Linked DNA regions of Mus musculus: region 1 is linked to region 2. The links are chromatin loops, found by intact Hi-C in ENCODE. Cell type or tissue: heart. All regions are shown on one strand. Each heading gives the region's core, and the rest is flanking DNA. Links, peaks and the distances in the headings are about the cores only. Region 1 overlaps Lrch3 (leucine-rich repeats and calponin homology (CH) domain containing 3). Region 2 overlaps Fyttd1 (forty-two-three domain containing 1).

Region 1 (10,021 bases), core at 1,196-9,195, 99 kb before region 2:
GCTTAGTGTGCACCGTCTAAAATGGATACACTGGGCTCAGAAGAGCAGTCTGGGAAATCTCCAGTATTTTTAAACTAAAAATCCAGAGCAAACTAAAATTGGTATTTTAAGTGTCCCATGCCTTCTAAATGTCCAAACACTGTTAAAATTGAGGGTAGGTTAGGACTTCAGGGCAGGGACCTAAGTGATAAGGTACTCCAAAGTAGAAATGCTACCAGTATTTTCATGATGAGCAGCTGCTGAAAGGCTCAGATAGTCTTTACTTCAAAACTGAAGTTGTTTCACAGTATAAAAGGATGGCCAGAGTCCTCTAAGACTCAGGATTGCTTTAATAAAAACACTGTGACCTTTCCATGTGAGAGACAAGGCTCAGGGCAAGAGGGGAGCCAGGGACTAGAGGGAACACTCCTCTCGGCTAGCTGTCGCTAGTGCTGCGACCCGATGTACTGTCCTGTGGACACAGGCGAGACAATGCACTTGCAATTTCTCAAGTCAGGGTCTGAAACACACGTGTGTCAGCAGTTCTGCATGAGAAACAAACCTTCACCCAGTACAGGAAGGAGCTGGACGGCGCTGGCTGCGTGGTCAGCTGTAGGTGAAGACCCGGTAATAAAGCACACAGAGAATTAACATTAAAGAACAGTAAAATGCCACAAAACCCAGAAGCTGGACAGACAGAGAGACAAAGCTGGATTCTTCCGCACGTGCCCCAAGAGAGAGCAGCGTTTCAACAGTTCTCTTAAGGCTGAGGTTTAGCTGAAGGATGTCGGAAGGAGAACAGAGATTGTCCTGTCCACATGCGAGCAGGAAAGGAAAACAGAAAAACAAAGTCAGTGCAGCGGATCGCAGACGGCAGAGCTCAGAAACCCAGCATTCTCAGTCGGACACCCCCCCCCCGCAGCATCTCATCACAAACAAGACAACGCTGAAGAACAAGGCTGGCTCATCCCCGCACAGCTGAGTTCTGCTGAGCAGCAGGACGAGCTTGCTTACTGAAGGCTAGCTACGGCTCTGGGGAGACGACGGTGGGAGCTGGCTGTGTGTGAGCCTGACAGTGGGAGGGCCTTATCTCAATCCCACTCCTCCTCACCACTGAGGCAAGAGTGGGGACAGAGTGGGGATGCTCATTAGAGTAGGGAATTATGAACCCAGGCAACCCAGATGCTCAAAGACGGAGGCAAGCCTTGCAGTGAGGGAGGGTTACTATGGAGGAGTCAGGTGCACGGACTCCGACCGTCTGATCCAGTCTGTCATCCTTGCATGTAGTTCACTAGGCACACAACAGAATGGAGGGAGTGTCTAAAGTCACCATTAGTGGACTCAATCTGGAAATATTAACATACATAATAATTCTAGGGTATAAGACAATGGACTCAAATACAGGTTTTTTAAAAATGTAAAACACTTAATAAAAGCATAATAATAAAAGTGAATCTCCATAAACTTCCCTATCCAGAGGCTCTCTGAGTTTTCTTATTTTTTAGTGATTCCTTCTCATTCTAAGGGTGCGCGGGAACAGGCCCTAGAGAAACACTACTATTGCCACATCCCAAGCCTGTTTTCCTTCATAACCTGACTCATTTTTGGGTATCGTTTATCTTTCATTTTATTTTTGTTTGAAATAGGGTCTCATATCACCTGTATTGTGTCAAACTCACTATGTAGCTGAAATGACCTTCAACTCTGGATTCTGCCCCACTTTCCCGGTGCAGAGTACAGGCATGCCTCTCCATAGCGCACTCACCGTGCTCGCACAACTCTGTAGTCACACTGAGAAGTTCTGGCCTTCATAGTTACTGTCTACCTGGGCCTGAGTCGGACACACTAAGGTACTAAGTTCTCTGTTTTATAGTCCAGTAAGACTAGAAGGAGGTGAGACCAAGCAAGACTGAGAGCTAGCTTGAAGCTACCACTTTGTGAGTTCCTTATCCTTCACTCTGTCCAGAAAAATGACTAATTTTCGGCAGCAGTAGAAGCAGGACTAGAAGTCATGGAAACTGTAGAGAAGTGGCTGGGAGGTAGAGGAAGGAGAAAGAAGTGGTCTGAGTGGATGTCCACTTCCTCCATGTGGCAGAGGAAATAGAAGCGGGGCTGTGGATACATAGAACCCAGCCTAGCCACCCTGGGGAAAGGTCGGTTTTAAACTGCACCTTTTCTGTCTGTTTCTGCCTTCGAATAGCTCAGCTCAGGTGGAACGCTGGCTGGGCTGTAATGAGCACTCCTCAGCCCCACTTGGAAAATGCTGACTTAAGTCCATAGCCTAAAGCTACTGTTTTTAGAGTTTGCTGACAATGGCAGAACATTCTGGAAGGGCTCCAGGCTACAGCCTTTACATCTGAGACAAGGTGGCTCTGCAGAGCCTGGCAGGCAGCTCTCATGTCTAGGAACGGGGCAGAGGAGGGCTCTCAGCAGGTGCCAGCAGGGGCAGAGGCAGCGGCTGCTGTTTCCTAGGCTCGCCATTCGCTGCGCCAGTGCAAGCCATACTCTGGTTCAGTGCACATGCTGAGCTGACCTAAGACAGGGATACCTCTTTCACTGTGGAGGAAATACTGCCAGCTCCTTAGAAAATGGTAAATGGTCTCAGTGCATGTAAAATGGTTTTATAAGCTTTTATAAAACAGTAATATAAGAATGTCTGACTTTGTCCATAAGAATAAAAAAAGTCACACCTGAGTTTAGAAAAGGGGAACTACAAACCCGTAACAGCAAACAGGAACAGATTGCTGTACCTGGTAAGGCTAAGGAGCGGGTGTGGAATTCATGCTGGCTAATGTGGATGCAAGGCCAGAACTGGCTTTCTTAGTCTGACATGTGTGAAGCTCTTGGCCAGTTAGAACAGGCTGGTGAACTGGGTGAAAAGCATCACTGGGTTAAAAAGGGCTTAACTTGGAGACAACAGGTGCTTCTGGTGGGCCGGGAGCCAGCCCTGGGCTTCTGACAGAGGCCGCCTGTGTTTTGCACTCTGCAGACCGACAAAGCTAAGGCTTGAGGACTGGAGATGGTGGCTCAGCGGCACATAAGACGTGTGCTCAGCAGAGCATCCAGGAGGCACAGCTACCACCTACAGCAAGAACCTGCTACACACCACAGCAAGCTGTTAATTCTTGACACTGGTGCTGAGCATGGTGGTGGGCATGAGTTCCAGCACTGGGGTAGGAGGGACGCTTCCCAGAGTTCCAAGACTAACTTGAGCACACACAGATCTCAGAGTCCATTTCTTCTATCATTGAAAACTGTGCACTCCTCAGAGTAAAGCAGCTTTTAACTGCTCTTCAATGGAGCCTCTGAAAGAGCAGTGTAAACATTTCTTTTCCTATTGACTCTATAAGTAATGTTTAATTATAGTACTATGAAGGCAGGAAACACAATAGAGCCGTCATTCTCAGCCTTCCTAATGCCGTGACTCTTTCATAGTTCCTCACGGTGTGGGGATCCTCCCAACCATCAAGTTACTTTTATTGCTAATCACAAGTGTAATTTTTCTACTTGTACGAACTGTAATATAAATCTCTGTGTTTTCTGATGGCTCCAGGTGGCCCTGTGAAAGGGTCAGTCATCTCCCTGAGGGTCAGGACCCACAGACTGAGAACCACTGCACAGGGCTCCACAGAAGCACTGTCCCCTTAAAACATGCTCATACGTGCAGATGCGCTGGCTTCCAAGACTGCAGCCTAGTGGAAAAGCAGGTGGAAGCTGAATTAAACCTCTAATTTAGTTAGGAGGACTAGCATTTGGACCACCTACCTGTACGGCTATACTACTTATGTATTTTACTTAAGTATCTGGGAAATTTGGGTGAAGTACACACAGGAACTCTGCTATTTTTGTATGATTTTGTGAAGCCTAAAATTATTCAAAATTAATACATGCTTAAAATGTATTAAAAATGTTAAAAAATTGAAGGCAAAAATGAATTCCCAATCTGAAAGGTATCTGTGTGGAAAAGATTGTCAAATACAGCTCTACTTCGGTCAAACAGCTAGTGGGATGCTTAAGGAAATAGGACAATTATTTTTCATTTATTAGTTATAATACAATTATGTAAATCAACGCTTAGCAGTTTCCTTAAGACCCTTGGAAATGTGGGAAGCATGAAAGGATGTTGCTGGAGAGAACACTGACAGTCTTGTAATAACACGTTGTGTTAGTAGTGAGTCAGCAACTACTCCTGGTAAGAACAATTACGCACACGCACACGCACACGTGCACACACACTCACACACACATACACGTTACCTGGGGTACACCGATTTTTCTGCAAGCATCCAGGAAGTTCTCCACATTCCGCCTGCACTTTGCCATCGTTAATTTAGGCTGCAGTGAGACAAGAAAGAAGGAAACCGTTATCAACAAGGGTCAAAGGAACGCAGACTTCAAACTCCTCCTGTAAGCTGCCTCACAGACCAACTGCTAGGCACACTAGGGGCTCGGCAAAAGTTTTCTTAAAAGATCAAACACCGAGTGTCAATCTCAAGAGCCTGGGAACTGTTACGGCCACTCCATTCTTCCAGGAGCACGGCATCCGCCATGAGGACCAACGAGCCACTGTGGCTGCTTTCCAAGAAAATCCTATTTGCAGAAATAGGAGCCGGCTGTGAGAGGAGTTGGCCACCTCCCAATGCCTGTGTTTGCTTTGGTTTAGTAAGATAAGTGATAAGAAGATAGGTTTTTTTTTTCATTCTGAAAAAAGAAAATTGGAGAGGACATCATGAAAATGTATCGTCTAGTGGTTCATTGTTCAAGCATGGCCACAACTAACAGTTTATTTTCTTTTGGTTTATTATTTTTAACCCTGACTGGCTTAGAACTGGATAGACCAGGCTAGAACTGTGTAGACCAGACCAACTTAGAGAGTCACCTGTCTCTGCCTCCTGAGTGCTGGGATTAAAGATGTGTGCTGTTATACCTGGTTCTATTTTAAAATATCATTTTATTATTATTTTATACATGTGAGTGTTTTGTCTGCATGCATACCTGTATATATTGTACATGCAGTGCCTGTAGAATCCAGAGGTGTTGGGTCCTTGTGAACTGGAATTATGGACAGGTGTGAGCTGCCATGTGGGTGCTGGGAATTGAACCTAGTTCTAGTTCTGCAGGAACAGCCAGTGCTCTTAATAGTGACTCTATATTTTGCATTTAACTCATTAGACATTTTGGAAATTAAGAAAGCCTTAACAATGGCTACAGAGCTACTTTACAAGATGAAAAGTCGACACAAGAAATGTCCTTAATTACTAACTAGTGAGTTTACTTTTCTGTAAAGATCTGGAAACACTAGAGATAGAGGCACCTCATATCCTCTCAAAGTTTTGCTTCTCTCCTAGCTGGTTGTCATGGAACATAATGTAAGAAAAGCAGGAATTTGATATTCTAAAATGATGTTCAAGTATCAGGTATAGAAGCCAGATGTTTGCAGGGACTGTGACCTACAGATTTTTTTAAATTAGTAAGTACATGGACACTTGAACCATCTCTAGAAACAAAAGACTTCACTTGTAAAATCTGAGTTTTCTGCAAACATGAAACATAATAAGCAAGGAAAGAGGGCACTGTAGCCCTGACCAGGCAAAGGCAGGCAGGGCAAGGCTCAGCTTCGCCACAGACAATGAAAAGGCAACCAGTGGGAGGGAAGGAAATGAACATTTATCCCCAGTTCGGGTGGAACAACCTGCAAAGGATCTTGAAAAGACAACAGGAACTTAGTGTACAGGGAGGGCACTGGCCCTGGGCAGCTTCTCCCGCTGTCACAGACACCATGACCAAAAGCATGATGGGAAGGAAAGAAAGGGTTTACTTCATTTTACACTTTGGGGTCTATCATCAGGGACGCCAGGCAGGAGAGCTCAAGGAGGGCAGGGACCTAAAAGCAGGACCGAAGTAGAGGCCGAGGAAGGATTATGTTTATACTGGCTGGCTCTCCATTCATGGCTTGCTCAGCTTGCCTTCTGTCCTTGCTAATGCCAGATTCTTAACTTTAGTCAAAAGGCAGGGAAAGATGAAACATAAACTGTACAGCCACGATTTCCTGAGATGGTACAGAACAGCCCGGGCTTCTCTAGTCACAATGGGCTCTAAGGCTGCCCCTGATTATGCCGGGAGGTGCACATAGACACAGGGAACCACGGCCTCTTTAGCTCCAGAGAAAGGTAAGCTGGACTGAGAGGCAAAGGGGAAAGCTCTAGGAGGAGCTACTGGGCAAAGGGACCCAAATAAAGAGTGTGTAGGGTTAGATATGCCAGGAACCCCAGAATGTGGTATGGCAGGAGACAGAGTTCAAGGCCAGCCTAGCTTAAAGGGGACAAAAAAAACTAGCTGGGTATAGCAGTACACACTTTTAATCCCAGAACTTAAGAGATGAAGGCAGGTGGATTTCCGTATTGGTCTACAAAGTTCTAGGCCTGCCAGAACTATACAATAAGACTCTGCCTCAAACAAAACAAAACAAAAACAACAACAAACCCCCCACAAAACAACAACAACAACAACAAAACCCAATCCAACAAAAAACCTCCCAAATCCAACAAGACAAATTGCTTCACTTTGGCATATCCATCCATTCATCTCTCCACATGCCTTACAAGTTTGGAAACACAAGCAAGTATCATACACATTACTTCCAGCGGAGTAGGTAAGACTGGTCAGGGCCCTGGTCTGAGTTTAGTAGAGAGGGTTGAGCAGGAGCAACCATGAGCACTGTGTTTTACAAAAGAGGGAAACCAGTTTTTGAAATATTGATATTTATGAGGGGCAGACTGACAAACCAGGCTATGGGAAGACAAATGCCTGTTTCTATGTAAAAGCAAGGGTTAAAGGTTAAGGTTAATGCTGCTAATTAGCAGTTCAAATGCAATTTACTATGGTTTATATGAAAATGGAGACTGAGGACAGGAGACCTGTGGGGAGAGGGGAGAGGGGAGAGGGGAGAGGGGAGAGGGGAGAGGGGAGAGGGGAGAGGGGAGAGGAGAGAGAGAGAGGAGAGAGAGAGGGGAGAGGGGAGAGGGGAGAGGAGAGAGGGGAGAGGAGAGAGGGGAGAGAGAGAGAGGAGAGAGAGGGGAGAGAGGAGAGAGGGGAGAGGAGAGAGGGGAGAGGGGAGAGGAGAGAGGAGAGAGAGAGAGAGGAGAGAGGAGAGAGAGAGGAGAGAGGGGAGAGGGGAGAGGAGAGAGAGAGAGAGGAGAGAGAGAGGAGAGGGGAGAGAGGGGAGAGGAGAGAGGGGAGAGGAGAGAGGAGAGAAAGAGAGAGGAGAGAGGAGAGAGAGAGGAGAGAGGAGAGAGGGGAGAGGGGAGAGGAGAGAGGAGGAGGAAGAGAGAGAGAGAGAGAGAAGAGGAGAGAGGAGGAGGAAGAGAGAGAGAGAGAGAGGACTCGCTCAGTACACATTGCTATCACATGAGAACCAGCAGAAGCAACTGGAAACATACAAGTGTGGGGTAGAACGGGAGATTTCCTGAGATATTCCCCACAGGACACATTTCTAATTGATGAGGGAAGAGGAGAGACTGTCTCCCCAGTCCCCCCTCTCCCTCAGCATTTACTACATTCCAGGAATGCAGGCCAGTGTTTCACAACTGGGATACAACCTCCTGTTATATGCTGATACAACTTGTGTATCCATTCTTCAGTTTAGCTAGTGCATGGAAGCCCTGTTGTCCAAGAAGCCCACACACCCCACACTTTCCACCTCTTGTGGGAACATCAATAGAAGGGCTCGTTCATCAGCGGGACACAGGCCGTAGTCTCCCATCACTCACTCCTCCATCTTAAGTAGCAAAGCTTACAGGAATCCACTATCGCCAAAAGTTTTCCCAGAATTTCAAATGGCATGATATATGATTTTTGGCAGAAAAGTCTAGTCTCTTTTATTTCTATAATATAGAGTCTACACTGAATTTGAAAAGATCAAGAGATAAAAAATTAAATATTTAAAATGATTCAAACTTTTTTTTTTTTGGTCCAAAAAGCCTACAGCACCCGGTATTCCCAGGCGGTCTCCCATCCAAGTACTAACCAGGCCTGACCTTGCTTAGCTTCCGAGATCAGACGAGATCAGGCACGTTCAGGGTGGTATGGCCGTAGACCAAACTTTTTTTCAGGCAGTGAAAACTTTATCATTTTTTAAAGCAGGGTGTCACATAGCACAGGCTGACTTCAAACTTGATATATATATATCCATCTAGGATGCCCTTGAGCTCCTGATCTTCCTGTTTCAAACTCTTAAGTGCTTGGATTACAGGTGTGACCTAGCATGACCAGCTTAAAGATATACATGTGTATGCATACATACATACATACATACATATATACTACTATATATATTTTACTATCTATATATTTTACTACTATCGTGTGTATTCACATGGCGTGGGGGCGTGGGGGTATATGTGCTGTGGCACTCTGTGGAGTTGGTTCGTCCCTTCCCCTGTGTGTGGGTTCCAGAAATCAACCTTGTATGGCAAACTCTACCTTTTGCACCTTCTCACTCGCCCAACACTTTATATTTGTTTGCTGTGCCTTTTTATGTTTGTTTTTGATACAAGGTCTCGCTATGCAGCCTTGGCTGGTCCAAGCTTGAACTCATAGATTTACCTGCCTTTGACTCACAAGTGCTAGAATTAAAGGTGTTAACTATAAAAACAACTTGTATTCTCCTGCTCTGCTGACCTAGGCCTCGTCCTGGAAGCTTCTAGTCTCCATACAATCTAATCTAGGCCTAGAAAGTTTTCAGCTTGAGGCTTGCTGCTGAATAAACTCACTCCTTAGTTCTTTCTGAGCTTTGGCTGGCTGGTTCAACTCAGTTCTTCTGGCTTCTCTCAGCAGCTCCTGAATTGCTCTTCTTGGCTTCAAAGTAACTCAGGCAATATGCGCTACTCTTCTGGCTCCTTCTCATTCTCTGGCTCCTTCTGTCTTCACCTGAGTCTAATTTGGTCTCTCTCTGCAACTTCCATAAAACTGTCTTCTCCTTTTCTTCTCTTTCTCTGCACTGTTCTCTGTTTTCACTCTCTGAGTGTTGGGCATATCCAATCCTGTCAAATCTTTCTCTGATTGATTTCTTATCTGCCACTCAATTAGTCACCACTCTCAAACATGAGTGCTTCCCTCTACAAACTAACTTTACCTTCATTGTTTAGGATTAAAGATATATGCTAAGGCTGAGCCACACCACAACAAGAAACAGTTTTTCAGTAAATAACATAGTCTTGGAGTTCAGTGTGATCACACCACTCTTGGCTCAAAAATTTTATTTTTTAAAATTTGCTTTCATTAAAATTTTATTTAGAAGTATGGGGCTGGAATGATAGGTTTGGTTCATAGCACCCATAAGCTGGCTCACAGCCACCTCTAACTTCAGTTCCAGGGAATCCAATGCTCTCTTTTGGGTTCCATGGGCTCTTGTGATGCACATAAAATCATTCATGTGCGTGCACATACGTGTACACACACAATTTAAAAACTTTTTTCTTAAAATATAAGGAAACCCTTTAAAATCATCCCTAAAGCCTTAATAAGCATGTATAATAGAGCAAACTCAATTTGAGACTATTAATGAACGGCTGCAGAGATGGCTCAGAGGATAAGAGTGGATGCTGCTCTTGCAGAGGACCACAGTTCAGTTCCCAGCACCAACATAGCTCACAACTACCTGTAAGTCCAGCTCCAGGAGATCTGACACCCTCTTCTAGACTCAGTCAGGACAGAACTCATATGTACAGATCCACATTCAAATGACACATACACATAATTTTAAAAATCTGCCGGGCGTGGTGGTGCACGCCTTTAATCCCAGCACTTGGGAGGCAGAGGAAGGCGGATTTCTGAGTTCGAGGCCAGCCTGGTCTACAAAGTGAGTTCCAGGACAGCCATAGCTATACAGAGAAACCCTGTCTCGAAAAACCAAAAAAAAAAAAAAAAAAAAAAAAAAAAAAAATCCTAGAAAAAGGAAGAACAATAATGTTCATAGGGCCTGATCCCACTTCTGAGAGGTAGTGAATTCCCCAGTTAGTAAGGCTGAGTAGCTATCTTAGCA
Region 2 (10,021 bases), core at 1,207-9,206:
GGTAGAGTTCCTTGCTATATAAGCATGAAAACCTGAGTTCAAATCTCCAGCACTCAGCTAAGAAAGTCAGGTGTGGCCACATCTGTGCTGTAACTCTAAGGCTGTGGAGAGGGAACACAGGAGATCACTGAGGGCTGCTATCTGCCAGCCTGGCTCCAGGTTTTGAGAGAGACTCTTCAGAGAATGATGGAGCAGGACCCTTGGCATCTTCACCTGGCCTCTGAGCACACACAGGCATACACCATACACATATGAAAAGATGATTTTAAACTTATTTGAAGATGGGGAGTGTGCAGGAAACTAGAGCAAGTACAGGGAGCTAAGTCAGTCTCTGAGTGCTAGTGAGGTCCTGTCTCAACTAAGCAACTAATGAATGAAAGAATGAATGAAACTGGATATATGCCTGTGTTCCCAGCTACTCAAGGCAGGGCATTATTTGAGCAGAGGAATTTAAACCCTGTATCAGACAACAGTGAGCAATACAGTAAGATGTTATCCACATATATTATATATGTGTAAAACCATATGCATATACATACACTATATAAAATTAAATCTCTAGATAGGGCTAGATAAGTGGTTCAACAATTAAGAGCACTGGCTGTCCTGAGTTCAATTCCCAGCACTGGCAAGGTGGCCCACAACCATCTGTAATGAGATCTGATGCCTTCCTTTGTCATGCAGGTATTTACCCCTTCAGAGCACTCATACAATAAAATACATAAATGAAGTAGCAGTAAAATTCAATCTGAGCTGCCGTCGGCTCACTGGTTAGAACTTCTTGCACCCCCGTGGTGGTTCACAACTCTAGTTCCAGAGCTTGTGATGCCCTCTGTGACCCTGGCAAGCAGCAGGCACACATATGGTACATAACCTATTTACTCAGACAACATACACACTGGTCTAAAAAAAAGTTTTCAAAACCTGTCATAAAATGACAGATCGAGGAGAAATTCTTGAGATGTGTGAAGACTTGAGTTGGGTTTTCAACTATGAAATAAATGCAAAATGTGTAAAATTCTCACCTTCTTCCCTCCATCTTTTTTTAAGTCTGAGACAGTATTTGTGCAGCCCATACTATCTTCCTAGCTTGCCTTTCCTGCCTCTGCTTCCTGAGTGCTAAGATCACAGGAATGCACTCAAACCCAGCTCCTCGATCTTCATAAAGTCGGTACCATACTACAAGTTATCAGCAATGCAGTCATTGTGAAGGGTTCATAACTTTAGTGAAGAACTAAAGAGTACTAAAAGGTTACTGAGCACAAGGGACATAGAAAACCACCTTATTCAACTACTGTTCTGCAATAAGAGACTGAACAAAAGGGCAGTAGAGGCTCTTCAGTCTCAGGCATTGTCAGACTCCTCTTCTTCCTGTTTATTTTATAGGCAAAAACTTAACTAATTCAGTACCAAAGCAAGTTTCGCTTCAATGTGTGTGTGGGTGCACACATGGGCACATGTGGAAGTCAGAAGATAGAGTGCTTTCTGGAGTCTGTTCTTTGCTCCCATTGCATTGATTCAGGGGATCAAATTTTGGTCATCAGACTTGGTGGTAAGCACCTTTGTTCATTGAGTTAATAGATATTACTAGCCATACACGTATATGCACACTAGGTAAATAGCTCCCTATTCATCTTTAGTATTTCACACACACACACCACATAGTATATCTCATCTGAGAATATTTAGAAGTCTACAATTTCCAAGCAAATCTTTACATCTTTTAGTGGTCTACAGTATCCAAAACTCTTCTCATAAATGCTTGGTTGGGGTTTACTTACGTATCCACTTTGAAAAGTGTAGAAGGGGCTGGAGAGCTGGCTAAGAGTGCTCACTGCTCTTCAAGAGGAAACAGGTTCCATGGCCACCACTTACATCAAGCTGCTCACAGCACCTCTAACTCCAGGTCTAGGGGACTTAACACCCACATCTGACCTTCATGGGCACCAGCACACACAGTGACTATACATACATGCAGGTACACACACAAATATATAAACCAATCTTTGAAAAGTGATAAAACTAGGTATTGTGGCACATTCCTATAAACTCAGCAGTCTGAAAGCTGAAGCATAGCAATGTGACTCAGTCTGGAGAGGAAGGGGGACATCAGGGAGAGATGGAGAGAGAGGCAGGGGAGAGAGACTGATTGCACCACCACCACATGCCTGGCAGTGGTGGCACACGCCTTTAATCCCAAAGGCAGAGGCAGGCAGATTTCTGAGTTCGAGGCCAGCCTGGTCTACAGAGTGAGTTCCAGGACAGCCAGGGCTACACAGAGAAACCCTGTCTTGGGGGAGAAAAAAAAAAAAGGCACCACCAGCACCAGACCTGCCCCTAGCTCCAAAAAGAACCACCATCTTCATGGGAAGCTTAATCAATGTAAGAGGCCTTCTCTTCAGAAAGGAGGAAGCTCTTTTTTGCTTTAATATTGCTTGCATTTGGAATATATGGAATTCTTTGTATGACAAGTAAATTTTTTAATCTCTTCATACCCCCAAATTGCATATATTTTATGAATTACATTACAGGCAGTAACATTTAATATGCACCTCTAACAAAACTAAAATGTTGACAATTATACCCATGTTTCTTAAACATAAATGCTTTATAATTTGATTATAATTAATATAGTGAAAAGTGAGTGTATATTTAAAAATACACGACAGATTCGACCACCAGTCTTTCTCCTCTGTGTGTAAGTTTTTCGACATGGGGTCTGGAATTAGCAATCATCTTCCCGGTGTATACTGAAAACATTGGCCTTTTGTAATGAGTTTCAGTAACTTCCATATCAAAGTAATTAAATAGGAATTATTGGAAGAGTAGATTTACTGAGCACACCACAAATGCTGATATAGGGATATTACTAATTCTTAGACACCTGACACATTAAATACCACAAAACTACTGCCTATGTGTGAAGTCGTTTATTGTCCACTGAGAATTATAAGACATGAGGCTCAAAACATGACCCATGTTCCATGTACGTCTTAGAAAATGTCGGGTGTCACTTAACTACGATGTAAGAGGAGGGGCTGACGCAGATCATCTCTAAAGGCTCATCTACTTCTGTGCTCTGCGTTATAACAATGTGACTATCTTTAATTCGCCTTGGTGGCCTCATGTTGGAACCTCAGGTCACCCATGCATGAAATGGTCAAAAGTCAGAGGAACACCAAGAGTGGAGATTTAGCTGATCAGCAACTTCAAATCCCAGAAATCATATATAAAACCACTATAAGATGCTTTGTAACACACAACAATCTAAAAAACCACAACTCAATCTTTATAGCTCAGAATAACTCATGTGAAACCTGTTACATTTTATTTGTCAAAAATGAACAGCTTCAGAACAAATCTAATGTAACTTTTCCAAAAAACACCAAAAAGTACAGTGTAAAGCACCTCCTCGTTAAATACAAACGCTCACGTCGTGATGCACTGCATCAATGTTCTGCATACACCTTGATGCAAAGGAAATTTTACGTTGCACCCTGTTTAAATAAAATTAAAAAAAAAGGGGGGGGGGGCTTCAAGAACTGAACAAGGATGACTACAATCACATTCCAAGAGAGGGAATTTTTCTCCAACAAAGCAGATTGTTTTGTGTATATACAACAGGTCAGCACTCAAGAGTTTTAACTTAGTTGTATCAAAGGCAAAATTTGAACAAATATTAAGTTACAGATGAATGAAGAACAAACATTTACTATACCAAAGACACTGTTTTTCAATGTACTTAGTGTCAACATTTGGGCGATTTTTAAGATTTTCCAAAAATGGAATTACTAATACCTCTGTATAGTAATATTTAAAACAACAAGAAACAAAAACTTTTATATCATATTTTAAAAATTGTTCCAAAGATAGTGTTCATGCTCAATTGTTTTTCCTTTGCTTTAAAATAAGCTACCAGCAAACCACTCTAAAATGTTTTGTTTCTGAACCAAATATAAATATTCATATTGGCAAAAATGTTTTATGAGTCCTTGGCCTCAATGAAAAGCATTACAGCTAAGGAGAACTGGAGCTTACTTTCAAATTCTGTGATTAGCCTCTAAACCCCTCTCAAGTCCAAGTCCTGGCAGATTAACAGATGCTGAGGAAAGATTTAGATCTTTGGTATAAGCATGACATTGTTGCTGTTTTTCCCACAACTAGCACAAGCCAGTAAGAACTTGAAGAACATCAAAGACAATGAAGTCTAGGACACAATGAAGGCGGGCAGGAGTATAATGCTCTGTCTTTACAGGAGAAATCAACAGCAGAGACTTAAACACCCACTCAAACTTGAAATCACAGCAAAACAAAAGGTCAGGTTTCAAAATGACCACACTTGGTAATCTGTAGCTGGGACACGCCGCTGCATTTTGGCATCTCACTGTAATTTATGACCTATGACCATGTGAGCACTCTCAGCACTGATAATCTGTAGCTGGGACACGCCGCTGCATTTTGGCATCTCATTGTAATTTATGACCTATGACTGAGCAATCTCAGCACTATCTCGGCACAGCAGACCGTCCTCCAGTGTAAGAAAAAACAAAACAAAACAAAAAAACCCTTTTTCCTATAATGCCTGAACTTTGAGCAATAGAAGAAACGGAGTGAGTGTGTATAGTTAAATGTAACTTCATTATAATTTACTTTTTTTTCTCTCCTTTGTGACATATATAAGTAGATTTTTGTTTGGGGAGTTATAAATTATTGAACTTACTGAGTTTAAGAGCTTTACAAAAAAAACTTTTGAATATGAAACATAGGACTTTATATATCTAGTAAGTATATTGTCAAAATACCCAAGATTCAACTCATTTTAAAAATTGTAATTCTTGTAAGCATCATTTATAGAAGAATCTACAGACACTAGACTCAGGACAGAAGTCAACCCAGATGGCAGAGCTATGACTCAGGCTTTATTGTTCCCATGTCCAATCTGTCCGTTGGCCAATGCCTTTCATGTCTTCTCCATTTATACTGAACACAGACCATCAGGTTCCACACCAGGCGTCTCCTCCAAGGACCTAGCAGATAACTTTGTAAATAAGCATTTACAGCCCTAACACATTTTGGCCTGAGACTAATCCTGAGAGCCACATTTTTTTTTTTATTAAAAGTTTAATACTAAGTTCTTAGAACTTAGGGAGTTTAAGCTAACAATAACTGAAAAATGAACCAAGTTCTAAATATTTCCATAAGCCTCAAAAGTCAAAACCAAAATTCTCCTACAGTTTAGAAAACACCAGTAATGACAGAAAGGCAGCTGTCCTTGTCACGCCAACACATACATAAATGGGTAAGTGACAACACAGAGGTGTACTCTTATTTCTCAAGTTTAAGATTTACCATGGCAAATCCTAAAAACTGGATAAAAGTGATGAGATCCTAAATCCCACGCTCATAAAAATAATCAATGTCTGTCTTTCTGTCTTCCTTCTGCTTCAGGAGGAGTCAAAGAAGTCAACAGAGAATTGCTTTGTATGGGCCAACCATGAAATCTTTAAGAACAGATAGGTATATTCCCTGCTATTCTTTCAGGGCATTATTTATACATTAAAAAAACCAAACCAAAACAAAATAACCTTCAAAAATAAAGTTATTTAGGCTTGTGAATATTCTGAAGGAAAGTTTCTTGAACTTCTCCGATGAACTCTTCAAGCAAATCAACTTTTCAAACAGTCAACACTTAAAGTTCCTTGGACACGGATCTATCCCACAGTCACAAAGCGGCTTCCTCCTTTGCTGAACGTGAGGTTGGCTCTTTGCTCTTTCAGTATCCCAAATCGTTCATTCAAAGTCATCCCTGTCTATAGAAAAGGAGAAAAACATTAACTTAACTGAAAAAAAATTCCTTTATATGTGATTTTAAAAAGAAAAAAAAGATTTATTTATTTTATTTCATTTATGCGACTACACTGTTGCTGTCTTCAGACACACCAGAAGAGGGCATCGGATCCCATTACGGATGGTTGTGAGCCACCATGTGGTTGCTGGGAATTGAACTCAGGACCTCCGGAAGAGCAGTCAGTGCTCATAACCACTGAGCCATCTCTCCAGACCATGAACTTAAAATTAATAGTAATTAGTAGTAACAGTAAGCAACATCTTAAATTTGTGTATAATTTCAATTGACTCTAACAAAAAGAAGCTATACATGAAGTTGCCTATCAGGTTTAGAACTTAAAAGTAGGTATCCAAGAATCCTAGTCCTCTAATCATTAGATATCTATACTGCATTATACAAGCATATACACACTACTACTACTGTCTATATAAAATATATCCAAAATACCTCAATCTGAATTAATTTGAAGCTCTGCAAACACTGTTAAAAATTCCAGTGATACCTTTGGCAAAAAGTGTTATTTCAACTGATGTTGGCACACACAGTTGATGACATCACTCAGGAAGCAAAGGCAGGTGAATCTATGAATTTAATTCCAGAATGACCTACAGGGTTTCAGGCTTACTAAGAATATACTGTAAGACTCTGTCTCCAAAAAAAAAAAAAAAAAAAAAAAAAAAAAAGAAGAAGAGGGAAAGAAAAATACCAAACAACAAAAAAAGCAAAAAGCTATTTTATAGAAAAATGGTGGCCTACTCCTACTATCTATCCCAAGAGTTGGAGGAAGAAAAATCATGTGTTAAACCAACCTCAGCTACAGTATGAGACTATGACTTAAAAAAAAAATAGAAGCACAGTTATTTCAACTTCTGAGTATTTTTAAAACAAAGCTCTAAACTGAGTGCCCCATAAAAATTTAAGTAAAACTCTGGCCTCTGATTAACAAATAACAAAGTGTTTCCAAACAGAAAAGAAATTAAGAATAGGATCAAAATAAAATAGAACAAAATTCTCTCCCCTCCTCCCTGTTTTTTTTTTTTTCCTATTTTGAATGGAAAATTATACCAAGAACTTTGTCTATGCTAAACATGTACTCTCTAACTAAACAAAACCAAGTTTTCGCCCCATACTTCTAATCTTAAATTCCAGGACCTTATTTCTACCAAACTGTTTCCCAAAGAAGTATATGATAATATTCAACATAAATTCATAGTAAAAAAATCTCAGCAAATTAGAAAGACAGGAACTCCCTTAACCTGACAATCTACAGTAAACGTAAAGCCAGCAGTCTGTCTGTCTGTCTGTCTAGTTATCTATCTAATTTTTTTTTCTGTTTTTTTTTTTTTTTTGGTTTTTCAAGACAGGGTGTCTCTGTGTAGCCCTGGCTGTCCTGGAACTCACTCTGTAGACCAGGCTGGCCTCGAACTCAGAAATCCGCCTGCCTCTGCCACCCAAGTGCTGGGATCAAAGGCGTGCAACACCACTGCCTGGCTTCTAATTTTTTTTTTTTTAACTCAAAAACTGTTTCTTAGCTGGGTGGTGGTGGCACATGCCTTTAATCCCAGTACTCAGGCGGCTGGTGGATCTCTGTGAGTCTGAGGCCAGCCTGGCCTACGTAGTGAGTTGCAGGATAGCCAGGGCTGTTACACAAAGAATCTGTCTGGAAAAACAACAACAAAAAGAACTATTTCTTAGAGTTTGAGAGGAAAAACTGCAGGGTAGACAAGCTGTAACTCTCAGCATGTGACAAAGAAGGGAAATGGAAAACAGCTATAGAATAGGGGTGGGCTGTTCTCAGAGCAGAGTGAGCGGGCCCAGAGTATCAGGGCAAGCATGATTGGGACTGGGCAGTACCGGAAGAAATAGAAAGGGCAGAAAGCAAGTTTTACTTCAAGTTCAAACTCAGAAAAGTGGGCAAGTTTAGCTATAAAACATGGTCAAACTTCTAATACTTTATGTCAGGCAGAACACAGCAAGCACACTAGTTTTATTAATTCTATCAAACCCTTTAGTGGATGTGCTAGCCCTTAGAGCAAAACAAGAAAAAGTGTTTAAACACTGGAAAAGAAGTCAGAAAATGAAGAAGTATTTATATAGAAAAAAACCTAAACAATTTAGATTTGCTATAAAATTAAGCAATTAAATAAATTAGTTGACCAAGGTGTTTTACTTTTCTCTTTGTATTTTATGTATGTGGCCACTTTGCATGTACATCTACACACTAGAAGAGGGCATCAGATCCTATTGTAGATGGTTGTAAGCTGCCATGTTGATGCTGGGATTTGAACTCAGGACCTCTGGGAGAGCAGCCAGTGCTCTTAACCACTGAGCCAGCTCTCCAGCCTAAAGTTAAGTAAATTTAACAAGATCAACTAGTACAACAATACACGAACTGTCAAAATCATAGTGAAATGTTACTTTACACTAACTTGTCAGCATACAGATAAAGTGACAGATAATAACAAATGTTGACAAAAATGTGGAGAAGTTTAGAAACCCCATATATGTTGTAGGAATATAAAAGAATATAATCATCTTTTTGGGAAATAGCTTGATAGTTTCTAAAAAGGTTAAATGTTAAGTTAACATACAGTCTACCAAAATCTATCAAATATATCCATTGGCATTGACTTCCTCCCCCAAAAGAAAATATGCTAACAGCCAAAGAACACAAAAACTTTCAGCAGAATATATAATGTGATATATACATGTGATGAATATCATTCAAGTAATACAAAGAAAATACCAATACGGATGAAACTTTAAATAAATCATGGTAAATATAATAAGATCTGATTTAAATAAAATGTCAAACAGGTAATCTATGAGAGTGCCTGGGGAGTGGGGAAGGAGCTAGACCACACTGTTTAATGTGATTACAATATTTTTGGTTATCACAAGACTGTCAGTGAATGATCCAAAGAAACACGGGAAAATTTTTTTTTTACCTGTTTTCCCACACTATTTATGTCAAACTGTAGAGGGACGCCTTTAGGAACTTTCTTAACATCAGACTGTTCTCTTTTTGTCAAGAATGAGGGCACAGCAGTACGAGTTAATCGTGGTTTCTGAGTTCTAGCAAAGAAAAAAAGTTTAAATTAGCTTACCAGATAAAGTACTCAAAATTTCCTCACACGTTTTAAATGAATTGGGGCCATTACAATGTTCTCTCAAAAAATAAAAACAACAGTACCAGCTCCTGATGCACTGCTCTCAGCTACCAAATGTACAGCTGCTCTCGGTTCCTTTTCCAGGGTAAGCACATCTTTCTACCCCCACCCCCACCCCCAGGCTGGAGAGAGGGCTCAGAGCTTAAGAGCACTGGCTGCTTGTCCTTCCAGAGGTCCTAAGTTCAATTCCAAAATTCACGTGGTGGCTCACAACCATCTGTAATGGGATCTGATGCCCTCTTCTGGTGTGTCTGAAGACAGCTACAGTGTGCTCACATACATGAAATCTTTAAAAAAAAAAAGATTTTTTTGTATTTCATGTGTATGAGTGTCTGCCTCCATGTGTACATGTTCAGCACACATATGCAGAGACCATGAAGCTGAAGATAGGGGCTGGAGCCCTTGGGAGTCAAGTTACAGATGATTGTGATCTGCCTTATGGGTGCTGGGACTGAAACTCAGATACTACACAGGAATAGTAAGTTCCCTCTCATGCCCCACATGTAAAACATTTTAACAAGTCAAATAACTGGTGATTTCTAAATCATGATCTTTAAATTAAAGTAACCTGGATTTTTATTACAATACATACAGTGAAATAGTTAACTATATAAATTCACCTTGATAAGATTACACTATAAAACCTTTAAAGAGAAAGTAGCTCTGTCCGATCTCAAGGTAATGACATTCAAATTACCCAGTGGGAGGAGGGAGAGCAGTAAGCACAGGTGTCACCTCCCTCACTGTCACACACATCTACAAGGACACATCTGTCCTACAGACACAAAGCTGTGTGTTTTCTCAGGTGTTTCCCTATCCCTCGCCACCTTATTTACTTGTGTACTTTTTGATAGACTCTCTCACCAAGCCTGATGCTCAGTACCTGGCTAGACTGGCTTGCCAGTGAGCTCCAAGGATCCACCAGTACAACCTGTCTCTGCTCCTGCCCCTCCACCCCCATGCTGGGATTACAGGTTCATGCTGCCACACCTGGTTTTATATG

Evidence for each region. Peaks named below come from ENCODE experiments on the same cell type or tissue, not always from the same donor. Only the 100,000 strongest peaks of a DNase experiment are listed, where the experiment ranks them.
Region 1: a loop joins it to region 2, with 2.3 times the contacts of the local background. A loop is called at or near these places in 3 of 42 quality-filtered maps.

The regions. Positions count from the first base shown.
Region 1 is chr16:32,999,957-33,009,977 of GRCm38, reverse strand. Lrch3 (leucine-rich repeats and calponin homology (CH) domain containing 3) reads right to left here. Exons shown (of 21, transcript NM_001081255.1): 20 at 4,237-4,314. It also overlaps n-R5s33. Among named protein-coding and RNA genes, the nearest start is that of Iqcg, 51 kb to the left of the region's middle. In heart, for the core only: no CTCF peak of the experiment used is centred there; a DNase peak (open chromatin) is centred at 4,527.
Region 2 is chr16:32,901,321-32,911,341 of GRCm38, reverse strand. Fyttd1 (forty-two-three domain containing 1) reads right to left here. Exons shown (of 9, transcript NM_027226.4): 8 at 8,797-8,923; 9 at 2,379-5,810. The coding sequence ends at 5,712. Among named protein-coding and RNA genes, the nearest start is that of Lrch3, 7.8 kb to the left of the region's middle. In heart, for the core only: CTCF peaks have their summits at 5,941 (motif pointing right) and 8,094; no DNase peak of the experiment used is centred there.